Linked DNA regions of Homo sapiens: regions 1 and 3 are each linked to region 2. A link is a loop called in an ENCODE intact Hi-C map of the cell type or tissue named here. Cell type or tissue: natural killer cell. All regions are shown on one strand.

Region 1 (8,000 bases), 250 kb before region 2:
CCATTTCATAATATTGTTTAAAACAAAACAAAACAAACAAAAAAAAGAAGATGCTGAGCAAATGGCAGCCGCCGTGCTGGGGCTCCTGCAGAGTGGGGTGGGGGGCGGGGTGGAGTGCACAGAGAATCCTGCTGCAGCAGAGGATGGCAGAGCCCCACCTGCTTCCATTGGCAGGATCTGTGTGGGTCCTTATTCTGGGCTTTTATTCACATTGTTCTCCCCCACCAAAAACCTGCTCTTTCTTTAAAGCCCGGCCACAGTGCCCTCCCCCTGTCAGGAAACCTTCCAAGGACTTGGGTCCGCCTCGATCTGCACCTTCCACTAACCCCTGGGACGTGTTCCCACTGCCGTAGATGGTTTCATGCATTATGACGACTCACTCAGAGCAGGCACTGGGAGAGAGATGAATGGTACGCCTGTGGGAAGCAGGCAGCAGGTCACTGCAGTCTTAGGCCTGGTCATGACAGCCCAACCTGGCTTTCTCACAGCTGTGCTTTGATGATGCCTGGGCTCACGTGTCCAGCAATCTATCCCTTCAACAAATACCAAGCACCAGACCCTGGGCTGGGCACTGGGAAAAGACAGTGGCTCTCCAACTGAGGCACTAAAGAAGCGCAGCTTCAATTGTGACAGGGGCTGCAAGAGTGTCGAACAGTCTCCTTTCATAGCGCGTGCATCATGCCTTCAGCACCCTTGAGCTCCGCAGGGGCTACTGAAAACCTGAATTCTGCCCAAACATCTGGCCCCCCATCTCCTCTCACCTCCTACTTCACCAGGACCTTCAGACAGGAACTCCCTCAATTTCTCACCCTCAATCCTTCCAGCCTGCACCTGCACCCACCTGCTCCTGTCTCCCTCCTGGACAGTGAAAGAAGCCCATCTCCTTCCAAGGCCAGCCCTCCACCTGTGAGCGACGCTGCCCATTCCACTTCCACAGGGACCTCACGCTCAGGCAATCCTCAGTCTCCTGCATCTTCCACCTCTCCCTCCCTGCCACCTCCTTTCCCGTAGGCTCAAGCCTGACCCATCCTAAAAGAAAAAGAAAATGCCCGAATTCCAGATACCTTGTTATTCATTATTCAGCTAAGTTATCTTCAAACATTTTGTTCACATCTCCCCAAAGAACACGGAAAAAAATCTGTATCAAACTATCAAGTTGATTTCTAAATTTTTTCATCTTAAGTATTTACAGATGCAAATAATATAATTTTCAACAAATAGCTGAGATGCTTTAAAATAGAACAATTACATCACTCCTTCAATGATCTTAATAGAATTCAAATACAGAAAAATGTAGTACCCACCATTATCCATTTTGAAGTGGAACATGCTTTCTTTTAATGTTCGGAAATACAGCTGGCCCTCAAACAACACGAGTTTGAACTGCAAGGAGCCACTTATAAAATGGGTTTTTTTCAACCAAACATAGACTAAAAATGCAGTGTTTGTGGGATACTCCCAAATATACTGAGAGAAAGCTATATTCTTACTACTTCTTCTAAAACCTGCATTTTCATGTCCCTTCACTCAGAATGTTATCCTAAGGTAGTATGTTTATGCTTGAAATTCTAGAGAATAACTATGATTTCACATACAGAACTAAATTAAAATATATAACAAAAAGATGCCTGGAAAAATCTGAATATTTGGAAATTGAAAAGCATTTTTATGAATAACTTGTAGGTCAAAGAAGACATTAAAAAGCAAATTGGAAATACGTTGAGCTGAATAATATGGAAAATACAATATCTGGAAATTTTTTAGATGCAGCTAAAGCAGTGCTTGAGGGAAATGCAGAGCTTTATGCTGTGTTAGAAAAGAAGGGAGATTGAAAACTGATGATCTAAGTTCCCAACATAAGAAACTAGAAAAACAAGAGCAAGTGAAATACAAAGTAAGAAGAAAACAATACCAGGAAAAGCAGAATGAATGGAATCGAAAATTGTCAAACAATAGAGAAAATCAATAAAACCAAAAGCTGGATCTTTGAAAACATCCATAAAATTGCTCAATCTCCAGCTAGAAAAAACCCCACACTTTAAGGATAACAGCAGTGACAGATAGGACATCACTACAAGTCCTACAAAGGGAGATAAAGAAAAATTATGAATAATTTTATACCAAAAATGTTGACAGCTTAGATGAAATTATTTCCATGAAAGACATGAATTATTAAAATGGACATAAGAAGAAATAGAAAATCCTAATAGCCCTATATCTATTAAAGTCGAGGCCGAGCTCAGCAGTTCACACCTGTAATCCCAGCACTTTGGGAGGCTGAGATAGGAGGATTCCTTGAACCTAGGAGTTCGAGACCAGCCTGGGCAACAGAGCAAGACCCCATCTCTACAAAAAATAGAACAATTAGCCAAGGTGGTAGCTCATACCTGTAGTCCCAGCTACCCAGGAGGCTGAGGTGAGAGGATTGCCTGACCCCAGGAGGTTGAGGCTGTACTGCGCCATGATTGTGCACTGCACTTCAGCCTGGGCAACAGAGCTAGGTCCTGTCTCTTAAAAAAAAAAGAAAATAAAAGAAATTGTCTTCCACAAAGAAAATTCCAGGCCTCAATCATCAATCTTATCTTTCTCTAAAGCATGATTCACCCGGCAGCCAAAGTGATCTTTCTGGAGTGCAGCTCTGTCCTGCCATTCCCCTACCTGAAATTCTTCAGGGGCTTCCTCCCCAAGATGGCATTCGAAGCAACTGATGAGCCAGCTGGTGCCTCTTGACACCCTCATCTCTAACCACCATCCTTCCCCACTCTGTGCCCCCTCACACCCACACATCACACACTACTGCAAATTCAAGGCAGTAAGTTTGTTGAGCATTTGTTCAGAAAAGTTATAAGAAATAACATTTAAGCAGAGCCTCAAACGCTGAGTTGGGTGAGCCAGATGGAGAAGAGGTGGAAGAGCTCCCGGCAGAGCCAACTACACGTCTAACCTCCTTCCAGAGGTGAGAAAATCCCCACACATCCAATTATCCACCCCAGCAGCTCTCTGGCGGCAGTACCCCCTCCCCCCACCAGGGGGCATTTTGGACTATGTGGGAGCGTGAGTTGTCAGTCACTAGGGGATGTCACTGACATTTAGTGGGCCCAAGTGTCTGACATCCAGCAGTGCCCGGAACAGGCCCCACAGTGAAGTGCCTGTTCTCTCGGGTTTGCCTCTGGAAGGAGGTAACTTGTGCAGTTAGCTCTGCCGGTAGCTTCTCCACCTCTCCTCCACCTACCAGCGTTTGAGGCTCTGCTTTTCTCGGAAACCTTTCTGAACAAATGCCCAAGAAACTTACTGCATTGAATTTGCCTCCCCCACCCCCACCTTTTCTTAAATAGAAGTCAAGTTAAATTCCATGAGGAGAGACTTTTAACTTGAATATACTCTGAAAAACATTAAGGAGGGGAGAGGAAATGGTAATGTTTACTCTGTAACCATGGCGTCCTCCCCACTCCTGAGAGAGGCTTTCGCCTGCTCTTGGTATTCTTGAGCTGTAAGTGGTTTCCCTGGAGCTGCTGGCTCACACCTGGGCCTGCACAGTTGCAGCAGCTTCCCGACGCCCGCTCGCCTCTCCCCTTGCCGCCTCCTGCTTCCTCATCCCCATTCATCTTTGCCTTTCATTATATTAGTCCATCTTTCCGTCGGAAGCACCAGCACTCGCCAGGCTCTCCCCCTCCCTGCTCCCAGTCTGGGAGCCCATCTACCTGGGGACCCCCGGCCCTGCTCCCCAGGAAGGTCCTTGGGAAGAAAGGTGAGACCGTTCTTTAACCAAGGGAAGGGCAGGAAGTGTCCTGGAGTTTGCCCCATCTGGTTTGCCAGGACACACAGCAAAGAAGCACTTAGCTTCCGTCTTGGTATCTTTTTTTTTTTTTTTTTAATTTTGCATTAGTAATTATGGGCTGTGGTGTTACTGAAATCTGAAAAACTCAAGGAAGAAGTCTGCCTGCGCCGTGGTCATTGATTCTTTGCTTCTTTAAATGTATAGCTGAGTCTAAAGACTTGTCAGTCAAGGCAGGAAGATTAGCCTCACCCATGTGAAAGGAAGATGGGGAAGAAAAAAAAAAGCCTTGTCTGAACTTGAAAATAAAAATGCTGATGTGGTTTTTATTCCAAAAACATATCTTACTGATTAGGAGCATGGAGCACCACTGGATCGTGGGTGGGCCAGCTGTACTTGGCCTCCCCACTCTGCTGGGCCAGGCTGTCCGCCCGCAGGATGTCAGAGGCAGGGGCCCAGTGGGATCTTTGCTGATGGGTGTGGCGTGTGCACACGTGCACACAGGCACTGAGACGGTGCCCTCGGTCAGCACATTCACCTTCAGGCAGGAGACAGAAGGCGAGTCCCTGTGGAAGCAGCATGGACCCGGAGTCAGATGGGGCTGGGTTTGAACCTAGAGCTGTCATTTACTAACTGAGTAACCCTGGGCAGGTGACAAATGCTTTGAGCCTTTGTTTCATTGTCTGTAAGACAGGGATCGTGGCACCTACTTTGTTGAGGTTGATGGGGTAATGCATGCACAGCCCATGGCCCCGCCGACACAGGATAGACGCTCCATGAAAGGCCACCATGCCAGGGACTAGTGCGGTGCATGGCCATACTGCGGCCCTCTCCACCGCCCCCTACCCACCACCGCCCCCTGCCATCTGAGGCAGGCTTTGCCCAGGCAGCCTTTCCCTCTCTGGGTTTTCTCCCGAGGGTTTGGGCTGAAGGACAGGCCTTAGCCTTGGTGGGCCTCAGTGTCCATGACTGTGAAATGGAGCCGACACCTCTGCAGCTTCGACCACACAGGGCTTGTGGCTTGGCATGGCCGCAGACGCACTGCCAGGCCGGCAGCCTTCGCCAAGAACTGGATTCCTCCCGGCCTGGCCCGGCTCGGCTGGCATTCTCGCCAGTTTCATTGGGTTGAGTTCCAGAGCGATGGCAGCGATTGATAATGCTGTAATTGGAGTGACTTGGGTATTTTCTGAGGTGTTGCCACGATGACTCATACTAGGGCAAGTTGAGGGCCCGCACTGTCCAGCCGGAGTCGGTTAGAGACCCTCAGGAGGCTCACAGGCTCCAGGGCCTGGATGTTAGGATGTGAGGCCTGGGGTTACCGAGATCCCACACCCAGGAGATGCTCGCGTGGAGCCTTCGCTCACAGCGGCCTGCGCGAATGGGGCTTGCTCCGAGAGGTTCAGCTGGCACCGAGAGCTGGCACCGAGAGCGTTTCCAGCTGCAATCTGTTCCCAGCAATTAATAACTGTAAATAACAAGTCCGCTCCTCCGCCTGGCTCCGCGCTACTCTCCGCTTCCCTCCCAGCCCCTCAGCTGCTCCCCTTCCCGTGCCCACCCTCCCTCTCCTCCCCTCTTTCCTTCCATGTCGTCGAGAGGTCCCTGCCGTCCCTTCCCCGGGTCCCTCTGAGAACACCCAGCTCCCTTCCCGTAGGCCATGGGGGAAGGGACGAGCTCTGGCGCGGGGCAGGCGGGTGCTGGGGAGGTGGAGACAGCGCGCTCCCGAGCCCTGGACCACTCCCTCTGCCCCGCGCGGGGCCGAGCTCCACGGCACGTGCTTTGGCTTGGACCGGGAAGGCCCGCAGTCCCACAGTGCCCGGGGAGGACGGTCCGCGCCTTCCACGACTTCGCGCCGCCCGCGTGGCTGCAGCGCCGTGGCCCGGGGACGCGAGGCCACAGCCCGGGAGCGAGGAGCGCGGGAGGACCGGCCTGCCTGTGCCCGGCAAAGGGGGCCCTTCCGAGGCGGGCTCCCTTCCCCGCCGCTCCCGTAAGCGCGGGAGCCAGAGGACCCCAGACCCGCCGCGGCCCACCCCAAGCCCCGATCAAGTCCTGCAGCGCGGGAGGGACCCCTGCAGGCGCGGGGCCAGACGGGCGACAAAGCGGCGGACTGCGAGGGCCCTGAGGAAGCCGGCGGCGCGGGGTCAGGAGCAACCTGCTATTCGTAGGGTCAGGAGCCCACGCGTCCCCACTGCGGAGGGCGGGGTCGCAGCCAGGCCTCCCCGTTTCTAGCTGTGCGGCCTGGGGCGAGGTGCTTGACCTCTCGGGGCCTCAGTTTCCTTCTCTATGAAGCGGAGCTGATCGGCCGCGTCCCGGGGCTGCTGTGACAGTCCAAGGCGAGAACAGCAGCTCCGCGCCGCCCCTGGTGCTGGAGAACCGCTGGGGCCTCGGGAGAGGGCGCGGCGCGGCGGAGCGGCCCTGGCAGCCGGAGGGCGCGTGTGGCCAGGGCCGATCCTGCACTGCCCTCTGCGGGATGGCCCGGCCCAGTCCTCGACCCCCAGCACCTCCGCCGCCCGGCCTGGCCACCACCTCCGCTCCACGCGCCCAGGCCGCTCCCGTCGCGGGTCTCGGAGATTCTCCCGCGCCCAGGGGTGTCCCGCAGCCCCGGGCCTCAGCACCCAGCGCTCCCTTCTCCACGACGACAATGAGGCGGACCCTCCCCAGCGCCCTCCAGAGCTGTCGCATCCCGGGAGGTCAGGGCGAGTGTTGTTTGCATTTCACAGAGCAGGAAGCTTAGGCACAGACAGCGGCTCCCCGACCCTCGCTCGGCCTCTGCTGAGCAGGGAACGGCCTGAACGCGTCCGGCCAAGCGCCGCCTCCGGCCTCTGCCCGCGGCCCGGCGCGCCCTCCTCCCCAGCGCGCCCCTATCCTGCACGCATCCGCGGCCCCGGGCCCTTTCCGCAGCCCCACGCGGTCTCCTCCCGGGTTAAATCTATCCACTCGCGCGTTCCTTGGCAGCCGTGATCACAGGCGTGACCACGGTCCCCAAGCCCTCGCGCCTCCGTCCACGCTATTGCGGCCGCCCCTGCGCGCCTGTCCCCTCCCTGTCCCCTCCTTCCAGCTCTGGAAACAGCAGCACCGGAAGCCCCCTGCCCCAGACTCACTGCCCACCCCCGGCCGAGCTGGCTGCCAGCCGAGCCCCTTGGATCTCTGCGCCCCCCCGGGCCCCCCACCACTCCACAGCCCTGCGTGTCTCTGCTCTTTCTCAAAGTAAAGCCCTTCAAGTGCCATCCACTTGCGTCTCCCATTGGGATCCCCCTTCTCCCACCCCACAGCCCCTCCTCTGAAGCCTTTCATGTCCCTCAGTCTGGCTGCGACTCCTCCTTCTCCTGCCCTCCTGCTGGGTTCCCTGCCTTCCCCACTGGCGGCTTCTCCCCTGTGCTCTCCACCGGGTTTCTCTCTTCTACATTCCCTGGAAACCCATCCAGTTCTTCAGACACAATAATTCTCCTATGACCCCCAAATATGTGCAGCCTGGACGGTGCCCTGAGCTCCAGACTCCTACATCCAACTCCAGGCCAAGCCGGATGCCTCGCCTGGCACCCGCCCCAGCCCAGACCTGTCCCCGCCCGCAACTTCCCAAACTCAGAAAATGACAACTCCTTTCCTCCCTTTTCTCCCCACGCAAACTTTACACTTGTCCCTGACTCCCCTCTTTCTCTCCAGTCTCACGTTTATTCCGTCAGAAAATCCCATGGCTCTCCCTTCCAGACATGGCCAGAACCCGGCCTCCCGGGCTAAGCCAAGGCAAGCTGCCTTTGCTCTTCCTGATGGTCACGGCTGCACCTTCCCTGGGCTCCCTGCCCCTGGTGTGGCCACCATAAGTCCCCACCCATCATCCTTTCTGAACCTAAGTCAAATCACATCATTCTTCTGCCAAAACCCTCCAAAGACTCTCAGCTTGCTCAGCGCACAGCCCGGTGCTCCTGGAGCCCACAGAAGGGGCACTGCCCTGGCTTCCCCTTCTGCCGCCGCGGCCGCTGAGGTGCTCCTCACTCAGACAAAGCTTCCTCCTGCTTCAGGCCCAAGGCACCAGAAGCTTCCTTCACCCGGACGCTCCTCCCTCAGACATCTGCCACCTCATTCCCACACCTCCTCCCAGTCTGCTAAAATGTCACCTTCTCCATGAAATTGCACCTGCAGCCTCCTTCCTGCAGTGGCCTGTCTCCCCTGCCCTGCCTCCCGGTTGTCTTGGACTTGCAGCCATCTGGCTGGCCCAGGGTCTATTAAA
Region 2 (8,000 bases):
AGCATCGAGGGCAGAGGAGAGCTGAGCCGACCCCACCCTCTGCCCCAGCCGCACTGAGAGAGGCGATCCACGCAGCTGTTTGTCTGACCTCTGTCTCCCAACACTCCCCAACACTCCCCCCGCCATCAGGCCCAGGCTCATGGGTGGCCCTGAGCCGTACCCTCCACTGAGCACCAGGAGAAGGCACCGTGGGGCCAGGGGTGGCCGAGACGTTTGGAGGTCACAGGGCTGCGAGTATTGGCGTTGCCCATCACCCCAGGTTCCCAGCACGTGCCCCAGCCTGGCCAGCTCAGTGGCAGGGCCTCTGCCTGTGGAGGAAGGGAGGCCAAGGCACCTTTCCTGAGCAGGAAGTGAGAGGAACAGCTCTGCATACACTGGGTCCCACATGGCACAATCTGAAGGCAGACAGTGGCTCCTCTGTACCTGGGGAAACTGAGGCCCAGAGAGCCAGGGACTTCCCAAGACCAGCCAGCAGCAGCTGCCCCTTCCTGGGGTGCCATCTCCCCTGTCCCTCCTGCCCTGCGCCTGCCCAGCCCTCCTGCTCTGGTGACTGAGGACCGCCAGGCAGGGGCTGGTGCTGGGCGGGGGGCGGCGGGCCCTCCCGCAGTGCAAGGCCGGGCCTGGCGGGGTGAGGTAGTAGGTTGTGTGGTTTCAGGGCAGTGATGTTGCCCCTCGGAAGATAACTATACAACCTACTGCCTTCCCTGAGGAGCCCAGTGACACGACCCCATGGGAGGGCCGCCCCCTACCTCAGTGACACGACCCCACGGGAGGGCTGCCCCCCACCTCAGTGACCTGCAGGGGGCCTGAGCCGAAGCTGGGTGGGCATCTGGGAGCTAGATTCAATAAAGCTGTTCTGACCATGAACTTGGAACTGGCCCCTTTCATTCTGGAAGCCCAGGGACTGGGCTCTGGGGCGCGTCTGCTGCGGGACAGTGTGGAGGCCCCTGGCCACGAGCTGTTCCAGGTCATGAGACTTGTCTGCTCACGCCTCCCGGTGCCTCCAGAGTCCTCAGTTGGCTCCGTGCTGTACCCTGGGCTCAGGATCCCAGGCCCAGCCCGTTCTCTGCCCTCTCGTGCTGCCTTTGAGCCAGGCGGGCTGAACACCGGGACCCAGGCCCGGTGGAGAGGTCCCCACGGGGCAGCCACCAAGGCCCCAGGTCAGCAGCTCAGAGCACTGCCAAGTCCTGGCTCCTGAGGCCACCTCCGTGCCTTAAGTGCCTTGACCAAAGTCTGGACGTGCCTGTCCTTCCGTCCTCCCTCAGGACAGTTTCCAGGGCACCCGTAATTCCTCTGACAGACTGCCATCCCAAAAGTGCACCCATTCTCCTGGGAGGCCTCAGGCCCTCGTCTAGCAGCTGCCGTAGGCTGGGCCCAGTGATCCCGCCCTGGGCATGTGGGGTGGGCTTGTTCATGCCTGGCCCAGCACCGAGAGCCCCTGGTGGGGAGGGGCTGATACAGCTGGGCCCACACCTCCCCCACCCAAGTGCCCATCCTCGCCCCTCCTGTTGACCCAGGCCACAATCTTGGCCCAGATTCCCCCCTGTGCCCTCCTGGCCTGCCTTGGTTCTGCAGGCAACCCCAGCCCTGCATGGCCACGTCTGGGCAGACCGGCACCCCTACCCTGACACCCATCTGTGCCAGTCCTGCACGGCAAACACCTCAGAGCCCAGGCCTGCCTACCCTCCCGGAGCTGCTGCCACCCTGTGGGCCAAGGGCAAAGGGACGTGGAGGAGGGGCCCAAGGGCAGGGAGGGCTTCCTAAAGCAGGGACCATCTGAGCTGGGTCTTGACAGCTGCGTAGGAGTTTGCAGCTGGAGATGAGTGACGTGCCCCATGGTCCCTTCTCCCATCATCCTCTGGGGCCAGAGTGGGTGACACATGGGCACTGTCCAAATCCCCTTCTTCACCCCATAATTAGTCAGCAGCCACATCTGGCCACTTCTGTCCTCTAAACACCATTTCCATCCCTCCCCACTCCCACTGCCAGGCCTCAGAGTCTCAGAGCAGCCCCCTCTGTCTCCGGAGCAGATCTCTGCTGACACCCTTGCCTGCACTGCCTCCCAGCACCCCTCCCTCATGCCTGTGCTCACCTCCACCAGGACTCTCCTGCTCACCACCGCTCCCCCACCCCTCAGTCCACGGCTCAGACCCATCTCTGGCCACCGCAGCCCCTGTCTGTGTCTGAACAGACTGTGAACGTCCCGAGGAGCCAGCCTCTCCTCCCAGCCCCCATACTGTGTAGTTGGAGCAGGGTTTGGCCCTGCAGAGCTCAAGGCCTGGTCGGGGAGCTGCCAGGGACACACAGTGGCCATGTGTTGGGGTCAACATCACAGTGGAGCAGCCCAAGGGCTGGGGAACCCTAAGGATCCCTGGACCCAGCCCTGCAGTCAGAGGCAGCTTCCTGGAGGAGGTGATGCCTGGCTCACCCCACTTCCCTCCCTACCCTCCAGCTGACCAAAACCTTCCCTGCTGACTGGCCGTCCCTAGAGATGGGGTTGCCAAAACTCGCCCAAAATATAGGATGAGGGCAGCCTGTGGAAGTTCTGGGGGTGACAGGCCTAGATTGGTCACTCTGCTCACCAAACCTGTTTCCCATCTCGCAGTGGGGTCACCGTAGCTTCCACCTCCCAGGGCGCCCATGAGGATTTAAGCTGATACCAGATCAGAGTGCCCAGGGATGTGGATGAGTTGCCTTGAGAACAAAGTCCAGGGAGGAAAGCCGGGGACCAAGGACCTTCAGGATGGCCCCAGCTTCCCGGGCTGTGCGGGAGCCACGTGCCACGGACCCCTCCCAGCTCAGGCAGTACCGCCAGAGCACAGCCTTACCCTACAGAAGAAAGGTCGGCGTGGCCCTGTCCTCCGAGGAGATGAGGGCTCAGAGAGACTCGAGGGGGCTCCTGGGCTGTCCAGAGTGGGCCCTTTGAGAGACCCCTGGGCCCTAAGGTTCAAGTAGGCCACCGCTGACCTTGGCCTTCCTAGGAGGGATGCAAAGCCAGCCCACCACTTGAACCCGGCAGCCTGAGCACCGAGGGACAGGGCCGCCATCCAGGGCCAGGGCTAGGACAAGGCCAGCAAGGTGGCAGACACGGAGCATCTCGGCCGGGGGGCCTTTCTTGGGTCACACATCAGCACGGGGCACAGAGGTGAGAGCCCAGAAAGAGTCTTGTTTCCATTTCTTTTAAAACGGGAAGGGAAAATGACCCCTCCAATACTGAATATATAATGTATAATGAGTATATTATAGACTGGTGTAGATGATGGGGTGAATATAGCGCGAACCCAGCCTGGGTTCTGGGTGTCTTACCACCCCAGTCATGGGTGCGGTTTGTGATTTTGTTGTGAATTGTGGAGGAAGGGCCCAGGAGGGCCACATGCCCTGCCAGGGAAGCCATAGAGAGCCCTGCCCCGGGAGGTCAGTGCCTCCTTCAATGCCTGCGATCCCTCACCCTGCCCTGCTTCCCCCACCATCCGCCCCGCCTGGGCAGCCTGGGCCACTGCCCGCCAGCCACCCCCGCCTTCGGACTGTGCATTTCCCGACAGCGACACCGTGTGGCAGCAGCCCCCACCTCCGAGGCCAGCCCCGCCTGCACCCCCCCCCCACCTCCGAGGCCAAAGCTGTGAATAGGGTGACCCCTTCTGGGCTGTGGAAGCCTCGGGTTTGAGGACAATCCTGGGGAGGGACCCCAGGGCGCTTCCCGCTCTCCTGGCGTGTGTGTGTTTGCGGGGGAGGTGTGGGGGCCTCTGTACCCATCACAGCCACGTGCCGGGACCGCCGGCCATCGTCCCGAGCCAGCGACATGCCTGGCAGCCTCCCGCCCACCTACGCCCCGCTCACCACCAAGGAGCTGTCAGCATCACTGCCCCCAACGGCATCTGGCAAAACTGTTGGGGGTGAGCCAGAGGGAGCACCCCCGTCCCCAACAGCGCTGAGTTGAGAGCCACATCTGTCTCCAGGCACTGCCACCAGCAGGAAGGGAGGCCACCCTGAGCCTGGGAAGACTCCGGAGCTGGGTTATCTGAAGGCCGGGAGTTCAGGTGGCCCCAGGCAGAAGAGGTGGCACAGTGAAGGTCCACACATGGGAGGCGGGCGGAGTGGCTGAGCCTGAAAGTTGGCATCTGGGCCCACCAAGGACAGGCCTGCCATGTTTGAGCCCTGAGCTGAGCCTCCCCAGAGCCTGGGGGGAGGCTGGAGCCCCAGTGAAGGGCCTCAGATGCCAAGGAGGGAGGTCAGGCCCTAGGGCTAAGCCCCTGGCACAGACTCATACCCACACAGTGGCATTTAGTGAAATGGGCTCCTCTGACGTTGCCTCCTGAAACAGGCAGGGTCGGAGGGGTCAGGTCTGATGAGGCCTGGGGGCATCCCTGTGCCAGCTGGGTGAACATGGCTGGTCACTGTCCCATTCTGAGTTCAGCCTCTTTCTAGAACAAGAAGGGAGGTGGCACCAGCCAGGTCGCACATCTCAGATATCGGACAACTGGGGAGCTGAGGTGGACCAGGAAGGGGAAGGCTTTCAGGTCTGGCTTGCTCAAGGGACTCAGCTCCTACCCCGGCCCCAGCTGTTGCTGAGCCTGAGGGCAGGTGGTGCTGCCAGGTGCCTTGTGTTGGCCTCCCTGCATGCGTCCTGCCTGGTGGCCCAAGTTCAGCATCCACACTTATGCCAGCCAGTGCCCTATACCACCCTCACCCTTCCAAGGCTCCCACAGCCTTCAGGGCTGCCCAGTGTGAGAGCTGCTGTGAGTCTATATGGGTAGCTTGGTTTCTCTGATTGGGAGCAGCTTCCCCAGGGCTGGGAGCAGGACCCAGACAGTTGCTGTAAATGCTGGTGTGTCGGCCCCTCTGGTGCTGCATTGGTGACATCCAGGGCCTGATCTGCTTCCTGACAGTCCCCAGAGGGCCGCCATCCTCAGCCCATTTCATGAATGTGGAGACAGAGGCTCAGAGAGGTAGAGTGACTTTCCCAAGGCCACACAGCAGGCCGGGTACAGCTGGAATGGGCGGCCAGCTCTGTCCACCCCATGATCTGTGGCTGTCTTGCCTTCCAGGCTGCCTGGGGTTGGGAGAGTAATGGTGGCATAGGGGACAACAGGTTGTGTTCTGGGGTCCCTTCCCTGGGGCCAAGGAACTGGGCCAGGCCCAGGGCCCTGCCAGGTACCTCGCTTCCAGCCTTGTCCCTGAAGGTCCTCATGCAGGAGAAAAGCAGCCACCTGCACACCGCTGTCCGGCCTCCCCAGAAGGAATGCGCTCCCCCCTCAGACTTGACCTGGGTTCAAACATGGCGGGCCTGTCCTTGGTGGGCCCGGATGCCAACTTTCACCCCTCTCAAATCCTGGGCATCCAGGCTTTGTCTCCAGCCAAGCCCCAGGCAGGCAGCACTGCCTGGACAGGCAAGCAAGACATACTGGCCCTCCTGCAGTCCCCGGAAATAAAACAGAGAAGAGCAGCCCTTCCTCAAGAAGGCCTCACCCCGTCCCTCCCCTCTTCTCTCCCCTCTTCTACCCCTCTCCCCTTCCCTCTACATCACAGACCCAACAGCCTCTCTCGCCAAGCCCATCCACCCTCCTTCCTCCCGCTCAGCCTCCAGGGCTTCTGCCCATTTCCTGGGTCAGCCCCACACAAGTCCTGGCCCCGAGTAAAGATACCATATCCAGGCAGGCGCTGTGGCTCCCACCTGTAATCCCAGCACTCTGGGAGGCTGAGGCAGGCACAGCGCTTGAGCCCAGGAGTTCAAGACCAGCCTGGACAACATGGCAAAATCCCATCTCTACAAAAAAATACAAAAATTAACTGAGTTTGGTGGCTCACGCCTGTGGTCCCAGCTACTCGAGAGGCTGAAGTGGGAGGATCACCTGAGCCTTGGGAGGTCAAGACTGCAGTGAGCCCAGATCGTGCCACTGCACTCCAGCCTGGGTGACAAGAGTGAGACCCTGTCTCAACAAATAAATAAATAAGTAATACAGTTGTCATATCCTATGGAGCAGCTGGCCTGGGGGGTCTGGGTGTGGTGGGGAAGGATTTGAAGGCAGATGCTGGGGGACAGCAAGGGAAGAGAAGGGGGAAACCCAGGGAGGCAGCAGGGGAGGGGTGGCCTCCAGAGGAAGGAAGAAAGGGGGAGGGGAGGCAGCAGGGGAGGGCAGGGGAAGAGTTGTGGCTGGTGCTAGGCCTGGGGTGAGTGTGGGAGGGGTTCACCTGGGCAGACTCACGGGAGGTGCATTCCAGGGTCAAGGAAGGAGTTAACAGAGCCTGTCAGAGCATTCGGGGTGCCGGGTGGGGAGGGATGGCTGGTCCCCGAGTGAAGAAGGCCAAGCTGTGTCCACAGAGGTCATGGTGAGCCCAGGAGTCCAGGAAGGGCCCAGCCAGGTTGTCCACCGCCCCTGCCAGGCCAGAGGAGTTGAGGCTTTGGGTAGCACCCCGCAGGCCCAGCAGTAGAGCTCATATGGCCTGGGGTCACCTCCGGGGGGAGGCACCCTCCAGTGCCCAGCCAGGGGCAGGCTGAGTGCGGGCACCGGAGAGGCCAGCTAACAGCAGGAAGCCCAGCCCTCGAGTGATTGCCCCCTGCAGCCCTAATACATGACAGAGGGGCCTCGGGGTGGCAGAAGGAACACAGGCTGCAGAAACCACCCAGCAGAAAGGTGGCAGCCAGCCGTGAACCAATCCCATGGCCCAGGGCGAGGCCCTTACCCTCTCTGTGTCCTTATCCAGGCTGAAGACAAGGAGACCTGGCTCTCATGGGTACCACGAGGTCCAGGGGGCAGCAGGCAAGTGCCCTGCAAATGCCAGCCAGGGCAGGCCAAGCAGACCAACGTCCTGAGATGAGACAAGACCCAGCCTGCTCAGCACCCCGCAGTCTGGCCTCCTCCCCTAGACACACAGGGCTGCGCCTGACCCCAGGCCATCAGCAGGCGGAGGCAGGGGGCAGTGGGTGGCAGTGAGGGAGGAGACCAGCCGCTCCCCTCACCCACTTTGATCTTCTCCATCAGCTGCCAATGCCCTCAGCCCACGGAGGAGTGAGTTCCTGTGGCAACGCAGGCGGCCCAGTGTCCTTTGCCACGAGGGAGAATGCACGCTGTGGGATCTGGGGATCCGGGGGTGTCTGTGATGGGGTGTTTGGGGCTGTGCTGCGGGATGGGGAGGAGTCTGAGGAGGCGGGGCTCTGGGTTGGATGCTCTCAGGACGCAGGATCGTCCTCCGATCAGCGATCTTCACAAGCCCTGTCTCCAGGGCAGGGAGCCCAGAGCGAGGCTGGAGCTGCGATTGCTGACGTGGCTGCAGTCCCCCTGCTGCCTGGGCCAGGAGAGGCTGGACATTCTGTGGCTTGGATGGTGTTCATGCTGTGGTCTGTGCTCAGACGTGATTATGAAGGGGGTTTTGATTTGTCCTGACCCTCACAGTCCCAGAGCTGATGCAGATGCCCGCAGGTGGACACCCAGGGCCGGTCATGTGTCAGGTCTCGCCTGCCAAGGCCGCTTCCCCTTCCTCCGCCCTCCCTGGTACATTCTGTGTCTGCCTGTGTGAGCCCTGCCCCATGTGCCCCGTTCACTAGGCTGTGAGCTCCAGCAAGCGTGTCTTCTCAGCACCTAGTCCAGCACCCAGCACACAATAGATGGTCAATCAGTGCCCACTGAGGCCAGGCACAGTGGCTCACACCTGTAATCCCAGCACTTTGGGAGGTCAAGGCGGGCGGATCACCTGAGGTCAGGAGTTCAAGACCAGCCTGGCCAACATAGTGAAACCCCGTCTCTACTAAAAATACAAAAATTAACCGGGCTTGGTGGCGGGCGCCTATAATCCCAGCTACTCAGGAGGCTGAGGCAAGAGAATCACATGAGCCCGGGATGTGGAGGTTGCAGTGAGGTGAGATCATGCCACTGCACTCCATCCAGCCTGGCAACAGAGAGAGATGCCATCTCAAAAAAAAAATGCCCACTGAATGAACAAACAGGTTAGAGTGAGGACTCAGTCAAGTTGAATAGGGTGGAGCCTAGCACCATGGGGAAAGT
Region 3 (8,000 bases), 540 kb before region 2:
ACGGTCCGCTGCATCAAGTCCTGCCGCCCCAACGATGTCACATGCGTGTTCGACCCCGTGCACACCATCTCCCACACCGTCATCTCGCTGCCTACCTTCCGCGAGTTCACCCGCCCTGAAGGTGAGTGGGATGGGTGTGGGGGTCCCAGGGCCCCCTAGGGCCTCCCTCGGCTTCAGCTGAGGGCTTGGCCTACAGGAGTTGTTCCTTGTAAGATGTGGCCCAGGCTTTGAAATGCAGAACTTTCTTTTTTTTTTTTTTTTTTTTTTGAGACGGAGTCTCGCTCTGTCGCCCGGGCTGGAGTGCAGTGGTGCCATCTCGGCTCACTGCAAGCTCCACCTCCCGGGTTCACGCCATTCTCCTGCCTCAGCCTTCCGAGTAGCTGGGACTACAGGCGCCCGCCACCACGCCTGGCTAATCTTTTTGTATTTTTAGTAAAGACGGGGTTTCACCGTGTTCGCCAGGATGGTCTCAATCTCCTGACCTCATGATCCACCCGCCTCAGCCTCCCAAAGTGCTGGGATTACAGGCGTGAGCCACCGCGCCTGGCAACTTGACATGCAGAACTTTCTTTGTGTCTGTGTCCCCCCCACACCCACCTGGCACAGCAGCATTTGGCCCATTCTCAGCTTTCCGTTCAGGTGGTCTTTTCTTATGGGTAACGGTTGTTCTGCAGAGAGCCATTAAGCGCTGATTCTGTGACCAGCACTGGAGAATCAGGGAGGGCCTCCGGGAGGAAGTGATGGCTAGGCTGGGTCCTGAGTGGTGAGGTATTTGAGTGAAAGGGGGAGAAGGGGAGGAGGGTGCCCAGTGGAGCAGGACATGGCCAGAAGGGTCTGGAGGTATGGGGGGGCGGTGTGGGCGTTTGAGAAACTGAGCCAAGGTTTTCTGCTGGAGCGCTAGAGGCTTGGCAAGAGGTGGGCTGGAAGGATAAACAGGAGGCTAAAACTGGAGTTGGGCCTTCAACCCCCAGGCTTTGGGGGAACCATCGGAAGGTTGCAGTGGAGGAGGTTTGCATATAGAAACATCATCCTGTTGATCCAGGGCCAGGTGAACTGGAGGGGCCAGACGGGGAGCAGGAAGCTCAGGTGTAACCCAGTCAGTGCTCCCACACCCCAGCCTGGCTCTCTAGGAAGCTCCTGGCATGCAGTGTAGTCATGTTGTGTAACCTGCCATCACTGCACCGTTTCTCTGGAGCAGGGCCTGGGCTGCGTGCTCCCAAGCCTGGCAGAGGGCTATGGATGGAGCATTGTCCTGTTCACCTCGCTTCCTGGCTGTGCTGCCCGTGTGCCCGGTCCCCAACCACCCCCGCCCTCTAGGGAGTCCCTATCCCTGGCCTGCGGAGAAGCATGCCATGATGAGTTCATTCAGCAGCCGTGGACGGAGCCCCTCTGTGTCAGGCTCTAGGGACATGGTGATAAGAAGGGGTCCTCCCACCCTCTCAGGGGAGGCATGCAACGGAGCCAGCCGCGAGGACACCAGTGTTTACACCATGACACAACCATGCGGGGGGGTGGGGGGAGGAGAGGCTCCCTCAGCACGTGGTTGCCCAAGGAGCCGTCCCCAGTCCCAGTCCCCCTAGGTTTGCTCCTCCCGAAAAGGAATAACGCTGAATCGTCACAGGGTGGCACAGACTTGGGTCAGAGAAAATAACTAACTGGTATTTGCCTTTTGCAAAATGATGGGGTTTCACCAAACCACATACAAATCCTTCCCAAATCCCCAGTGGCTGGTTTTGTGGCCTCTCCGGCCAGCCCCGATCTGAGTGTTGGTTATCGCAGGGAGCCGAGTGCCGTTGGGACACCTGTTAGCATCTTGGGCCCAGGAAATCCACACCCTGACCTTAAGTGCTGAAAGGACCTTTAGTGGGTCTCCGCCGGCTTCCTTCCTCACCTTACAGGTGAGGAAACTGAGGCCCACAGAGAGGACTCCCCCAAGACAGCCCAGAGCTGGGGCTGCCCTGCTTCACTGTCTGATCTGGGAGATGGACACACACCCCCCAGAGAACCCAGGCCACCGCTCAGGGTGGCCCCCCTGACCTGTGGCACTATAGATGGGAGAGGAGCCCACCCCTCTGGCCTTTCTGCTGTCTCCCTCTGTCCCCTCACTCGCTTTCCTCCTCTGGTCCCCACCTTCATGAATATGCACAGTGACTGATGACTTCTCACCAGCCCTTCCTCTGATTAGCTCTGTGTCCCCGAGGAAGATCCAAAATCTCTCCTGACTTCAGTTTCCCCTGCTATAAAACAGGGATGGGCTATGATATAGGAAGGTCCAGACCCCTCCACCCTCCCCACACAGGGGATCTCTGGCTTCATTGATGTTGTCTCATGAAAGGGCCCTGGGTTAGGTCTTCATTCCCCAAGGGTGAGTTCCTGGGGACGAGGCTGGGACTGGGGCTGGGGCCAGGCTGTGCTGAGCCCTTCTCCATTCTGTGCCTCTGCAGAGATCATCTTCCTCCGGGCCATCACGCCACCGCATCCTGCCAGCCAGGCTAACATCATCTTCGACATCACGGAAGGGAACCTGCGGGACTCTTTTGACATCATCAAGCGTTACATGGACGGCATGACCGTGGGTGAGTGGCTGGGAATATCAGCTCTATCCAGGCACCCCTCCCCCTCCACCCCGAAACCCTCTCTGGCCCAGCCCAACTCCCATCTGAGTCCCCTCCCCAAATTCAAGCCCACCCAACCTTCAGGGCCCAGCGCCGAGGCCACCACAGCTCCCAATCGGTCTCGGCCGGAGGAACAGCCAGAGTGGGGGATCCTGCCTGGGATCTGACCCTAGCTGTGCCACCCACTCTCTGGGTGACCCCTCTGGGTCTCGGTCTCCCTGCCTATAACATGGGTGGGTTCCAGAGAGCGCTGCGCCTCACAACCATGAATTTCAAATGATACCACCCAAGTAAAGTGCTTGTCCTGAGGGCTGGCACAGTCCCGCGGTCGGTGGGAGCTAAGGGGATTGTTATTCTTGGGGTGCAATGGGAGGGATAGCAAAGTAGGAATCAGAGGGCCTGAGCTCTGGTCTCTCAGCCTTGGAACTAGCTGGATTCGCCATGTGGCCTTGAGCAGTAGTCGTCCCCTCCCTACGCATCAGTTGGTAAGAGGACCAAGGCCACTCTGTGTGCACAGCCCATCTGAATGGGGAGCTCACTGCTCTTTCTCCCTGGAGATCCGGTGTTTGGGGAGCGTGAAGGGAGGCTGGGGCATGAGGGGACTGTGGAAGTCCTGTTGGTGGGTGCAGGCTGGGGAAGATGTTTACAGGCGGGGGCAGGGCCCTCCCTGGCTAGGAACGGGCTTTAATGACAACCTACTCGTGTGAAAAAATATCCAGGCCCACTCCATTCCGCACGCTTGTTTCTGTCATTCACAGCCCCTCTCCTGAACTGTCACATTTTAAAAGATTTACAGTCATGGGAAATGAAAACGGTGGCATCTGCCATTTTGGACTCGGATTTATACTCTGAACACTTTCAAAGCAGCTGAGCAACGGACGGACAGTCCCTGACCTCCCCTGGGCCTCAGTTTCCCCATTGTGAACTGGGAGGAGTGGGCTTCCTAGTCCCTTAGGCGCTGGAGTCCGGGAGGTCCTAACCAGAACCCACGAGCGTGCAGTGCGCACAGAGCAGAGCGTTTTGGAGCCTGGCCTCCAGGTGGCGCTGTTGGACCTTGGACGCTCAGTCTTTGCGCCTCAAACCCGACGGTTGTTAAAACTGGCAGCTGGAGAAAGGGAATCGTTATTCCCGTCTTGCCAAAGAGCCATTTATAGCACCTTTACAAGCTTTTAAATGGGTTTGCATGTTGTAAACATGACTGAGTCACTGGGGGGCTCCCCACCCCAGCCTCCTCCTGCGCTAGCTGGCAGCAGGAATAATTAGTTAATTACAATTAATGGTGCATTAGCCCTCGCGTGATTCCAAGGGGAAGGCGCATGGTTTGGTTGTCGGCAGTTGTGAAACTTGCTGCTTGCCCTTGAGTCACTCCCCACTCTGGGCCTCAGTTTCCCCCATTGTGAAATGAGAGTTTAGATGAAGACAGCCTTGAGGGTCCTTCAGGCCCCTGTGCAGGAGGGCAGGCAGGGAGGGGGTTGGGTCAGGGCTTTGTCCTGTCCCACTGGGTGGGTGGGGTATGCACCCTGACACTGGCCCACAGCCGCCCCCCGCCCCAAAGGGGCCAGCCCTGTGCTTGATGCTGGGCCTGCAGTTGTGGCTGGGACATGGCCCTCAGGTGATTTCTAGATCTTGGAACATGGGAGTTTGGAATCCTAGGACCTTCTAGTTCACTCACTCATTCTTTCCGTTTCTGAACCCTTCTTGAGCCTCTACCTGTGCCTGACCCTGGGCTAAGCCTTGCAGATACAGAGATGGATAAATGCCACATAGCCCCTGAGGACTTTGCATCTCAGCAGCAGGGAGAAGCCACCCCGTATCAGATCATCAAAATATGATGCCGAAATAGGCATGCACAGAGACAGGCCTTGATGGCCTGTGGAGGCTCTCTTAGGGGAAGTCTCCTGGCAGGTTTTACGTCTTTAGTTCCCACCTACATCCTTCCTGGGGTGACCCAAGCCAAGAGGTTGGGCAGCTGCTGGGCCTAGAACCAGCACCCACCAGCGCCTTTCTCTGGCTGCATCTGCTCCAGACAGAACCAACCTGGGAGTGTCTGTTTCTCAGCTTCCCATCCACTGGGGCAGAAAATCCTGGCATGTCAGAGCCTGGAGGCTCCTAGAGACCATCCCTTCCTTCTTCCGTAGGAGGGGAAACTGAGGCCCGGAAGGGCGAGGGGGCTTGCCAGTCTTCTTACAGTGAATCAGGGACACAGTGGGCAATGGAAAGGAGTCCCAGGGTATGAGAGATGATCACAGGTGCCGTCCCGGCAGCGGGCTTCTGGGAACGGAATGTGGATGAGGCCACAAGGACCCAGCGGCTTCCCCCGGCACAGTTGGTCACGGGTGCCCTGGTCTTTGGAATTCTGGGCTGGGGCTGCGTGGGGGAGGGCCCCAGCCTGGCCCTTGGAATTGTCGTGCCTGTAGCCCTGTGTGCTGGGGAGGCCCCTGCCTCTTCCACGCCTCGGTCTGTGTGCAGGATGCCCCACCTGGCTGGGCTCCTGGAGTTGACCTGGTGCCCATGTCATCTCAGGTGGAAGACTGAGACCAGGGAGGCAAGCCCTGCGTGTTGGGACCTAGGCTGCATTGCTGGCTGGCTCCTGTCTCTGTCCCCACTGCGCTGATCTTATTTCTCTGTCTGAGATCTCCTCCTTGGGCTTCCATATCCCTACTTCCTTCTCCCTCCTCTTCTGCCCAGAATAACTTCCATACATCCTGGGAGCTTCCTGGTCCCTAGGGGCAGCCATCCCGGCACACGGCTCCTGGCCTGTCCACCTGGTAATAGATGGTTCCACCGTTGGACTCGAGCCCAGCCTGAAGCAGCCCTGAAAACGTGGGGTTGAACCCTTGCCGGCTCCTTACCGTTGCTGGGCACCTTCACCCCCGCATTCCCCAGTCCTCACAGACACTGCCAGCGACGGGTCATGATTGTCTCCCTTGGGCAAAGGAGGGAGCTGAGTTAAATGACCGCCTGAGACTGTGCAACTGAAAAACTGCAGGGCCTGGGATGTTTTCCGACTTGTTTTTAGCAGTGCAGTTCTGATTTCAAGCAGTGACTTAGGCAGAAACCCTTCATGGTGGTGGAGAGGAAGAAAGCGGCTTCCAGGGCTGCTGCTCCTGGTGGGGAGCGTGGGAGGCTCTTGAGCCTCCTGGGCAGCCCCGTGCAGCTCTGTGCTGCCTGCAGCACACGGCAGGGAACGCCGCCTACTCACGGTGCTTGCTGAACACCTGTCTGCTCTAGGCCATGCCCTGTGTGGACACTGGGCACCGGATCAGGAGGGCTTCCTGGAGGAGGTGAGGCCCGAGCTGAGTGTCCTTGCATGTGAGGGAGTGACACTTAGTGAGCACCTGTGATGACCAGGAGCCAGGGTTTCATCATCGCCAGGACCCTGTGACACGGTGGGATTATCTCCTCTAACAAAGGAGAGAGCGAGAGCCAGAGAGGGCAAGAGATTTGCCCGAGGCCACTCAGAGCTGGGGCCAGAGCGGGCCTGGAGCCCGGTCTTCCCCAGACACCACACCCGCCCAGAGCCGGAGCCCAGGGTTGACTGCTGCTGTGGTGGGCTAAGTTGCTGTGAGTTTGGATGTCCCAGAAAAACAATCAGCGCACAGGCCCCGGGGCTCGCCGTGTTCAGTCCTCCCAGAGTAACAGAAGAAGAGGGAGAAATGCCCCGAGTCCACTAAGAACCTGCAAGGGCCGGGTCGTCCTCTAATGTAGCCTTGAAAGACCCGTTCTTAGCGGGGATCGAGGAGCCCGCAGCAGGGCCCGCGCCGTCGTCTTTGTAAAGCCCCCTTGCATTCCTCTTTAACCGGCTGTCAAAGAAAAATGAAGAATGCGTTTTCGCCCTGTGCAAAAATGCTCCATTAATGCCCGAGGGATTCTCAGGCCACTACAAAGCTTTCCTTATCTGGCTCTGGATTCATTCTCAGCTCTGCAGCCTGTAATCCGGGGTGCTCTGGGAAGAGATCTTTCAGGTAGTATATCCTGAGTGATGACTAATGGGGGAGCCCTGGCTGCAGCAGGGGCGGGCTGTGTATCATCAGCGTGCGGAAGAGAGAGACAGAAAGGCAACTCGAGGCCACCCGGGCTCCCCGGGCCCCTGGGCTATGGCTGCTGTCTGAGCCTCAGACTTCCCCTCCAGCCTCCAGATCACCACTTCCTTTTAACTCTCAGGCCAGCCACATCTGTGTCTGTCTGGCTCCCTCCACTCAGCCTCAAGACCCAGCATGTGTGTGACCACTTCCAAGAAGCCTCCCCTGACTGCTCCAGGGTCATGGCTGTGTGATAGGAGGGCCTGGCCTGCAAAAACGCCCTCCCTATTTCTCCAGGGAGGGAAATCTGTGTGCTATGAGGCTTGGTTGTGGCCACATTTCTGTTAAAACCCTGCCAATGCCAACAGGAGCTACAGAGCCTGCAGGTGAAGTAATTCTTTGGCCTACGGACGAATTTTGCATGTGGACCTCCTGACCCTTGGGCCTCCCGGGTTGCAGGGAGCTACGGAGTTGTCTTTGTAGTTTTTTGCAGGCCAGCCCCTCCTGTCGCACGGGCATGACCATGGGGCAGTCAGGGGAGGCTTCCTGGAAGAGGTCACACACATTCTGGGTCTTGAGGCTGAGGGGTGAGCCAGACAAGTGGGACACCCAAACTCACAGCCACGTCTGTGGCTGGCCCATGAACAGCGCGATGAGAGGCAGGGAGCCAGGAAGGGAGGGCACAGCCTGCGGTTTGGGGCTGCTGGAGCATCCAGGGTGCAGGGAGGGTCGAGGGGAGGCCGAAAGGGGCTGCAGGGCCAGGCCTTGGTGGATGCTGTCCTGGGGACCACGGGAGCCACGGGAGGTCTGTGCTGCCCATGGAGCTTCCAGATCCCGCTGCTTTATTTAACCCACTGGGCCTCCTGCAGCTTGAGGTTGCGGTTGAGGTTGTACCCACTCAGCAGGTAAGAAGACTGAGGCCGGAAGAGCCAAGTCCCCAGGATCTCCCAGCCAGGAAGTGTTCGAGGATAGGGCTTAGACCTGAACTGCCCAGATCCGGGACTCCCCATCCCCATGGCCTATGTTAAGCCCTGATTATTTTTTCTGGTCTATACTAGCTGGTATCTACACTGGCTGGCATCTGTCAGCCGTGGTTGAGTCTGAGTCCCAGCCGTAGAGGATAAATAGTGAAGCACCTCCTTTCACACAGTCACAGTGCTCCCGGCCATGGGATCTTGGGTCCTGGGCCAGCCCCTGATGAGGAAAGACCTCCCTGTATGTCCAGGCAGTCAAAAGATGAAGTTCAGATGTCACCATGCTGCGGAATGGCGAGGTCCTGGAGGGTCTCTCTCCGGCTCTTTACCTGCCGAGGGCCCACTCATCCTTGGTCACACAGGCGACCCATCATGCTGCTCCCTGGGAC

What was found. Peaks named below come from ENCODE experiments on the same cell type or tissue, not always from the same donor. Only the 100,000 strongest peaks of a DNase experiment are listed, where the experiment ranks them.
Region 1: a loop joins it to region 2, with 19 times the contacts of the local background. A loop is called at or near these places in 5 of 110 quality-filtered maps.
Region 3: a loop joins it to region 2, with 23 times the contacts of the local background. A loop is called at or near these places in 9 of 110 quality-filtered maps.

What each region holds. Positions count from the first base shown.
Region 1 is chr22:45,861,067-45,869,066 of GRCh38, forward strand. LOC105373071 reads left to right here and starts at 5,683. Exons shown (of 6, transcript XR_007068133.1): 1 at 5,683-8,000. RefSeq lists an enhancer at 6,277-6,851. In natural killer cell, CTCF peaks have their summits at 3,023 (motif pointing right) and 3,233; DNase peaks (open chromatin) are centred at 3,035 and 3,435; H3K27me3 peaks cover 1,573 bases.
Region 2 is chr22:46,113,062-46,121,061 of GRCh38, forward strand. LOC124905135 (collagen alpha-1(III) chain-like) reads left to right here. Exons shown (of 2, transcript XM_047441696.1): 2 at 1-867. It overlaps MIRLET7BHG (MIRLET7B host gene), which reads left to right. Exons shown (of 5, transcript NR_110479.1): 5 at 1-867. MIR4763 (microRNA 4763) reads left to right here and starts at 505; the gene lies at 505-596. It overlaps MIRLET7B (microRNA let-7b), which reads left to right and starts at 625; the gene lies at 625-707. In natural killer cell, CTCF peaks have their summits at 3,530 (motif pointing left) and 3,729; a DNase peak (open chromatin) is centred at 3,580.
Region 3 is chr22:45,574,533-45,582,532 of GRCh38, forward strand. It overlaps FBLN1 (fibulin 1), which reads left to right. Exons shown (of 17, transcript NM_006486.3): 15 at 1-121; 16 at 2,445-2,576. Among named protein-coding and RNA genes, the nearest start is that of LINC01589, 27 kb to the right of the region's middle. In natural killer cell, CTCF peaks have their summits at 3,655 (motif pointing right) and 3,854; a DNase peak (open chromatin) is centred at 3,659; H3K27me3 peaks cover 175 bases.